3 separate regions of the Mus musculus genome follow, and all the other regions are linked to region 3. The links are chromatin contacts, found by Hi-C or POLR2A ChIA-PET in ENCODE. All regions are on one chromosome and are shown on one strand. The core of a region is the stretch at or near the end of the contact, and the rest is flanking DNA. Distances in the headings are between cores, read along the strand shown.

Evidence for each region. A loop is a pair of places that touch in the nucleus more often than their neighbours do. ChIA-PET counts read pairs that join two places held with the same protein, here RNA polymerase II (POLR2A).
Region 1: a map of heart shows a loop between it and region 3 (8-fold over the local background). The contact joins the promoter of Zfp273 here to the promoter of Zfp738 in region 3. A Hi-C loop is called at or near these places in 1 of 37 maps with a recorded cell type or tissue (heart). POLR2A ChIA-PET finds 5 or more read pairs at or near these places in 2 of 5 experiments (Patski and embryonic stem cell).
Region 2: a loop to region 3 is called in a map of T-helper 1 cell, with 2.2 times the contacts of the local background. The contact joins the promoter of Zfp58 here to the promoter of Zfp738 in region 3. A Hi-C loop is called at or near these places in 1 of 37 maps with a recorded cell type or tissue (T-helper 1 cell). POLR2A ChIA-PET finds 5 or more read pairs at or near these places in 1 of 5 experiments (embryonic stem cell).

Annotation. Positions count from the first base shown.
Region 1 is chr13:67,812,542-67,815,241 of GRCm38, reverse strand. Zfp273 (zinc finger protein 273) reads right to left here and starts at 1,426. Exons shown (of 4, transcript NM_198322.3): 1 at 1,346-1,426. The coding sequence starts at 1,351. The region is part of intron 2 of 4930525G20Rik (RIKEN cDNA 4930525G20 gene); the gene reads left to right.
Region 2 is chr13:67,499,269-67,501,968 of GRCm38, reverse strand. Zfp58 (zinc finger protein 58) reads left to right here and starts at 1,447. Exons shown (of 4, transcript NM_001007575.2): 1 at 1,447-1,598.
Region 3 is chr13:67,682,205-67,684,904 of GRCm38, reverse strand. It overlaps Zfp738 (zinc finger protein 738), which reads left to right and starts at 1,393. Exons shown (of 4, transcript NM_001001187.3): 1 at 1,393-1,502. The coding sequence starts at 1,467.

The DNA of each region.
Region 1 (2,700 bases), core at 177-2,676, 130 kb before region 3:
CAGTCTCCAGCATACAAATCAATTTGACTGGTGTGGCAAAAACAGCACAAATGGCAGGGTGAGGAGACACGTGTATACAAAGGACGGGATGAGCAGCCAGCTGTTTACAATCACAGTTCCATGAGTGAGCCACAGCTCTTCAACTTCATCTCTCAATCTTTCCACAAGAAAACAAATTTCTTACATCGCAGTCTCTGGTGCAATTTTATGAGTTAATATCTTCTAGTATTTTCCAGTCTGTACTATAGGATCAGTGATAGCTGGGAAGGTACAAAGCTCAGAGCGCCCCCTCTATGAGGTTTTGGTTTTGGTTTTGTTTTTTTGTTTTTTGTTTTTTGTTTTTTTTGTTTTTGTTTTTGTTTTTTGTTTTTTTTTTGCCTCATACAGGTGTGTGAATGTGAGGGTTCTGTCACAGTGGGTAAAGGAGTGATTCCTATCCAAAGTGAGCCGCCCTGAAAACTAACAATTTATCACAAAGAAAACGGGACGAACATCCCATACACCAAACTCCCCCGCAGAACTCCCTGTCCTGGAAACTATGAGCCACACGAACTCAAAACCAGAGTCCTGGGCCTGTCATAGAATATGGGAGGGCTCAGAAAAACCCACTTGCTCTAGATTTCCTGAGGGATCTGACAATAGCAATGTGAAAGCTAGTAACAGCAAGCTTCCCCAGCCAAGGGGCTGTGTGCGCTCTCATCATAGCCTGCTTCCGCACGATCAGCCAAGCCACCCTGCTCTAGCCATGTGGTGTGTCTCAGTGTAGCTCCTTGCTCCATTATCATAAGGTAAAATTGTGTCAATGTGCATTTTCCCTCCTGCCATACGATTCTAGGTACACCTGAGCTTTTAAAGTCACAACATATCGATCAAAGTAAGACGTAAACTCAATACACAGTGACATTGAAAGGTGGAATCATATTCCTACAACAACCTCTTTAAATCTGGTATTTTAAAAGTAGCCTAAAGGTATTGAAAAGCCTTGGGCAATAGCGCTCTTTTGGAGATCTTCGCATAGACTTGTGGGAAATGCAGTCCCTCTAATCATGACGTCACTAGACAGGATTCAAGCTTTCCGATCTCCATTCTTGCACTAGCAGGCCACCTCTCAGGTCCCTGAAACACATGATTGACTCTGGCAGTCGCTCCGTCCTAACAGAGCATTCGCTCCTGGCACCGTGCGTGCGCCCCACCCCTGCACTCTGGCCAAGCCTAGATCTGCATTGCACATCCAAGTGGGCTTCTCTCCGCCTCCCGCCCAGCCCTCACCGGCTCCCTGCACGCCGGACCCGCCCAACCTCAGAGTTCATGAGGTTTGCAAGTCTAGGCTGCACCCGGGACCAACCTCCATGTTAAGCGCGAAGAACAAGCCACACTGTCCGAACTTTGAGAACGCCGCAGAGTTTGGAGAATCACAAATGCAAAATGAACCCGGAAGCACAGAGAGCAGAGTCCTGTCTAGCGGGGTCATGCAGAGAGAAACTACATTTCCCAGAAGTCTATGCGAAGGACTGCCCTGAACCAAAGAAGTCAGAGGGTTTATAGGTCATGGATTGTATTTAACTGGAATTAGGCTCCTTTAAAAATCCCAAATTTACAAAGGGCAATTTGCGAATATGAGTGCAGCCTTTTACAGTAATGTGTATTAAGTTTACTTCTTACTCTGATCAATGCTGTGTCTTAAAAAGCTCAGGGGTTTGAGACAGAAGAATCACAAGTCTATGTCCCAAATTACACACTACCAAAAGAGATGGGGGGCTACTCACTGGTGAAGCACTTGCCTGGAGTAAAGGAGGCCTAGGTTTAACATCCATTATGACACTAAATCAAAGAGGAGAACAAAAACAAAAAACAGAACAATTTTGGTGTGTACACTGAAATCCACAGTTTGGGGCGGATATGGGCTAGGAAACACAGATATCTCTTACCGATAAGCCCCAGAAACCCTTTGAGATTTTCTTCTGTCCTTAGTCCCTTGTCCACACGTTCCTCAATTAATCCGTGTAAACAATTTAATATTTGAGAGAGCTGTGCCAGAGCTTTACCGGATTCTCTTTCACAATCTCACACAACTATTCACCACCAGATGTTCTTCCAGCTCCTGGCTCTACTCTCAATGGGAGGAAAACTGATCTTGGGCTCAATATGGCCAGTGAACTGACTCTTGACACACTATTCATCACTCATCATAGGATTTCTATCATAAGAGATTGCCGCGGAGCACCACAGTCAAGTATGAGGGTCCCTGGAATGAGGGTCCTTGAAGCTAGGTGGATAAGGTTTTGACAGTGACAAATAGAAACAAACACATAGGCAGTTTGAATCTGAGTGTATTCTGCAGCTCTCAAGCAGGAGATATTATACATTAAAAAACTAAACATTACATCTCTTAGAAACTACATCCAAATGAAACATTCACAGATACCAACAAAAATCATTTGGCACAGTAAAGTAGAAAAATCATCCAAGCATTACAACTCTGAAACCATGTATTCAGTGCATTGCAAACAGAACAGGTAACATCATCATAAATCATCAAAATATAACAATTCTAAAAGGATGTATCCAGTGGGGGCTGCCGTCCAAAGCTAGTGGCATATTTCTAGGAGCAGGTTAATAAATCTTTAATGATCAGTGCTAAACTAACTTTCCAGCCCCATGGAATTATTTAACATCTAGTGCCTGATTTTTTATAATCTT
Region 2 (2,700 bases), core at 198-2,697, 180 kb after region 3:
CTGGCTTGCTCATCTTGCTTTTTTATAGAACCCAAGACTACCAGCTCAGGGATGCCACCACCCACAAGGGGCCTTTCCTCCTTGATCACTAATTGAGAAAATGCCTTACAGCTGGGTCTCATGGAGGCATTTCCTCAACTGAAGCTCCTTTTTCTGTGATAACTCCAGCTTGTGTCACGTTGACACAAAACCAGCCAGTACAACAGCCAAAAGGCACAAGTTCCATAGGTAAATAGGAAACATTCCATATATGCATACATGGATAGAAAACCTCTGCTTTGTAGAGAGGAACTTGGGAAATATTTGGATTATGTATAACGTCATATAATGCAGTCCATTGAACAACCTTTTAAAGGAGTTACCATTCTGAGCTAGATAAAACTACACAGTCAGGTCATGTGCCTCCCTGTAAAGGATACATTAATGAAGGGTCCTGCACAGCTCTGGGGTGGGGGATCCTTGTTAGTTCATATTGTTGTTCCTCCTATAGGGTTGCAGACCCCTTTAGCTCCTTGGCTACTTTCTCTAGCTCCTTCATTAGGTGCCCTGTGGTCTATCCAATAGATGACTGGGAGCATCCACTTCTGTATTTGCCAGGCATTGGCATAGCCTCACAAGAGATTGCTATATCAGGGTCCTGTCAGCAAAATCTTTCTGGCATATGCAATAGTGTCTGGGTTTGGTGGTTGTATATGGGATGGATCCCCAGGTGGGGCAGTCTCTGGATGGTCTTTCCTTTCATCTCAAGAGCTGAACTTAACTTTGTTCAATTATTAAAACCACCTGTGTGGTCTTGGCCCACTTCCTGTACTGTATGGGTTCCAATGTTCACAGGAATAGTTTTACCAGTTGTAGAATCTGATATATATATGACTCACACCGGGTATCAGTACAGAAGAACAAGAATTATTTATGTAGCATAGTGTTGAGCCAAAGCCATTACACCCAAAGGCTTTTACCTTAAACTAGCTCCCTATCCATCTTATTTAGAAATAAGGTCTCTATAAATAGCCCAATCCAACCTTGGATCCTGGGTCCTTCTTCCATAAGCCACCAGGCAGCTAAGAGCATAATAAGGCACATCAATGCTGGTTTGAAAAATCATCTTTAAAAGATATTTTTTTATTCCCACACTAGTGATTGCTTCGTCGTGCTGATTTTTTTTTTCAAGGAGTAGTAAGATTAAAATCACAACACATGGACAGGAAAGGACCTGAAACCCTAATATTTCTGTCAAAGGCTCGACTCATATTCATATATCTCATGTTGTGGATCTGGAGATGAAAACCAGCCTGACTTCCCAATGGCTGTCAAGCATAGTAGGCTTCTTTCTCTCATACACTCCTGTGGGTTGCCAGTGACAAATCCAGGAACAGCCCTAGCTGATTTCCGGGAAATTCTTCGCACAGACTTGTGGGAATTGTAGTCTGGCCACTGTGTCGTCACAGGGACCTGCTCCGGAAACAGTATTTAATTGAGTCTGAAAGTGTGCTGTTTCTCCAAAGTTGGGTGAGAGTGCTGTCCTGCTCAGCTCTCGAGTTGCATCGCTGACGTAGAGGTTGGTCCAGGGAGCAGCGCAGCCTGAGGCATTGTTCGAGGTGCGGGGATCCATCTGGCAGCGAGTAGAGCAGCGATGGGTGGGAGGTCGGGAGAAACTGACCTGCGCTGTCCTTACATTCTGGTCCATAAAGATACTGGTCAGGGCTGGGGAGAGGGCGTGTCTGACGGTGCCCTGATTGATGTTTGTCAGAACTCTGAGCACAACGCGAGTCTACCGTGGGCTTCTGGGACAGGAGTGCAGGATGGTTGCACGGGAGTGGGGTATGGTGTAAAGATCAGGCTTGGTGGGTCAGCTGACGAACTTGCATCTCAGGCGGTGCTGAGAGCTCACTTTCCCGCTTGGCTGGGGAGACTTTGTTACTAGCTGAACCTCACTCTCAGATGAATCTTGAGGTTTTCTCAGTTCATCTAAAATAGGTGGGTTTTCTGCCTCTCGAGCGTTTCACAGCACGCCGGTATGATCAAGGATTGTCATCGTTTTTCTCGGCCAGTCGGTGAATTAAACGGGTAAGAAAAAAATCAGAGACACAACAGGTCGTAGCTGGGAAATTCTGGGGCACCGTGGACAAATCTACCAGAATCACCTGATAAAGAAAAGCTTTGACTAGGGCTGAGGGAAAACAGGTGCGGTGGGCACATGGAGAGAAGCAACCACTGGCAGGCAGAGTGAGGGGTGGGGAAGCTGATGTCCCGCTTCACCTTCAGGGCTGGCGTTTCTTAAGCCTTTGAAGGGTTCCATCCCTAAGTTTTGGTTGATTACTTTTCAAGAAAGACAGGATGTCTACTTGGCCCACAACTGTTGTACAAACATTCTTCGATCTGGTCTTGAACTTGAGCCAGTCCATTAGCAGGGACCCCCGGAGCAGTGGGGGGAAAGCTCACCTTGTTTTAGGCTGCTAAGCGTTTGTGTGAGGTCAGCAGGGTGAGGGAGAACTTAAAGAACGTTATGCATTTATGTAATTTAAGGTAAACGGACCTCATTCCCATTCTGGAATTCTCCTTGTCTGAAGCAGCCACAGTGGTTTACACCCCTCCCTTGCTTTTCTGCCTCTTGCATGGCTTCTCCTTCCTTACACTGCACATCAAAGTGTGTAGAATGCATCTCTAGTTAGCCAAAACAGAAACCCTGCTCCTGCTCCT
Region 3 (2,700 bases), core at 144-2,643:
GCCCCAGAGCGGCTTGTGGCCTTCTTGTGTTTTGCAAACAGTGCCTGAGAAAGTTTTTCCCTGTGTCCAAGAAAATTTCTTTTTAACAGTGTTGCAGATCTATTCAGATGTTTAAAATAATGCTTAAATTCAAAGAGTTTTGCTTCAGGTGAACTGTAATCACTAGAAAATTTTGCCTCTAGGTATGGCTAATGTAACTTTACCTTATGTAAGAAAAATTTTTATTGTTTCTGCTTCTATACTTGAAGCCAAGAGTTTTAATCTTTCAGTGTATATTGTTTCCTAAGTGGAAAGTATTTTATTAACTAATGCTTCTTAAAGGAAGTTTACCTTAAATCCTTGCTCTCACCCAAAGGATTCAGAGACAATCCTTTTATTACTTAGGGATTTCGCACAGTCTCTGCTCTGAAACAGCTTGCTTTTGAATTATTGTGCCTCAGGGAAGTATGAAATCTTTTCTGTAATGCCATTTGTAGCTTTAACTCAAGCATGAACTACACAGGAATAAACCTTCCCACGAAAAGATGGGAATTCTCAATACTCCAAGTTTCCAGTCTAACTTCTTTAATACATCGACCTCGTTTTACAGTGATATGAACATATTTCTGATACCTTTATATTCCAGGAGGAACGATCTCAGTGTTCTGCTTAGGAGAAGTGAGGGAAGTACAAGGCAGCTACCAGTAATGTTCAAGTATTATCAAATGTGAATGATGACAGGATCAGTGGAGACAGGAAAATCAATAAAGAACATCAAACCAAACACAGAGGGAAATTGAAGAGCCAGTACACACACCATTGTGATCCTAGGAGCTGTGCCCCTCCTCTTGGGAGAGATTCAGAGGAGGAAAGCAAGTGCTCAGAAAATACTTGGTGGTGACTCACTTTGATTTCTAATTCTGTCTTAAGTACCTGGGATGGTTTCGATAACATCTTAAAGAGATAATGCCCACTCTTACATTATCTTCCTTTTTCATATTTTAAGTAAACCATGAAAGCATTAATTTTCCACTCCGTAGTAAGATGCTAATAAGTAGAGATGTGCTTTTTAAAAAACCAAAAACAACAATAACAACAAAAAAGATCCGAGCTTTAAACTCACAATGTTTTAGAAGAGATAACAAGGAAATGCGATAAACATTACTGTGAAACTCAGCTCACAGGCTAACATCGCGTGCTGTGACCAAAGACTTTTTTTAAAGCCCAATTTCCCTGTGGCTGCCCACATGCTGCAGCCTGTTTTTTTCTAACTTCAGCTGCCCAGAGCTGGGCTGCAAGGCAGGCAATGCACAAGACCTCTTCTGTGGGTCCCTGTAAGTCCTTCCAACTGACTTGTGGGAAGTGTAGTCCCGTCCCTTGTGAGGTCATCAGAAAGGGCCCTCGGAATCGAGCTTCCTTAGTCTTTCTTCAAACTTCACTCCTCAAATGTATGCAGTTGTCCTCAGCACTACATCTGGATTTCTGACATGGAGGTTGGTGCAGGGAGCAGCGCCATCTTTCAGGTCTGAGGGGCTGTGCAGGGTGGCAGGTAGGGCACGGAGGGAGCTGGCTCGGGCTTATTGAGAGGCAAGAAGCTGCTGACCTGGAGATGCTGTGCTGACCTAGGCTGGGCCGCTGCGCCTGGGCACGGGTTTGAAGGGGAAAAGACTGAAAACAACAGGATGGCAAGGGCAGGCTGGGTCAGCTGCCTGCCTGTTCCTGAGATGCTGACAAGAGCGCACTCATCATTACCTAGCTGGCCCGTTCTCACGTGACTGTAGTCAGATTCTCAGGACATACAGAGCACTTGACATGTAGCACCCTCTATACGTTATGTCTTGGACACCACTCCTGGTTTGTGCTCAAACAGCTTCCTAAAGTTCCTAGTGTCCAAGGAGCAAGAATCCTGTGAGGGAGGGCAAACTGTTGTGTGGGATGTTAGTTCCTGTTCCTTTGGAACGAATTGTTAGACTCACGGATGCCCTGATTCAAATAAGATTTTCTAATAGACACCTTTGTGACCTGAATGCGACAATACATGGATATAAAACCACAAAATAATCTTGTAGTTGGTATGAACCAGTGTTTGCACAATCCAAATAAATAGGATTTTACACTAAAGATTAAAAATCACTAGACAATAATACCTCAACAATTCTGAGTATGTGTTGTGTCCAAAATTTTGACTCCTTTTCAGATGTGAGAGACTTGACTTGGTGTGATGAGAAATGGCAGGGGGGGCTAGAAAGTCTGAAAGGGAAGGGGGAAATGGCTCTGCTCATCTTCCAGGCTCTGTACATTGCACTCTAATCTGCAAGGATCTGTACATTGCTCTCTAATCTGCCAGAGTCTGTACATTGTTGTCTCTTCACTTGCTTTTCTTCTTTGTGTTCATGTTATCAGCATTGTCTGAACTCTCTTAAATTTTCCTTTATCCCTTAATGTGACATTCATGTTTACTGACACACCCTTCTTAATAGTTTTAGAAAAAATTCTCCCAAGTTTTTCAACTGTATTTGAAAAGCTGTAAGATAGAACTGGAGAGATGGCTCAGTGGTTAAGATATCTGGCTGTTCTTCCAAAGGTCCTGAGTTTAATTCCCAGCAACCACTTGGTGGCTCCCGACTATCTATAATTGGATCTGATGTTCTCTTCTGGTGTGTCAGCAAAAGAATGCTCAAAGAAAGAAAAGAAAGAAAGAAAGAAAGAAAGAAAGAAAGA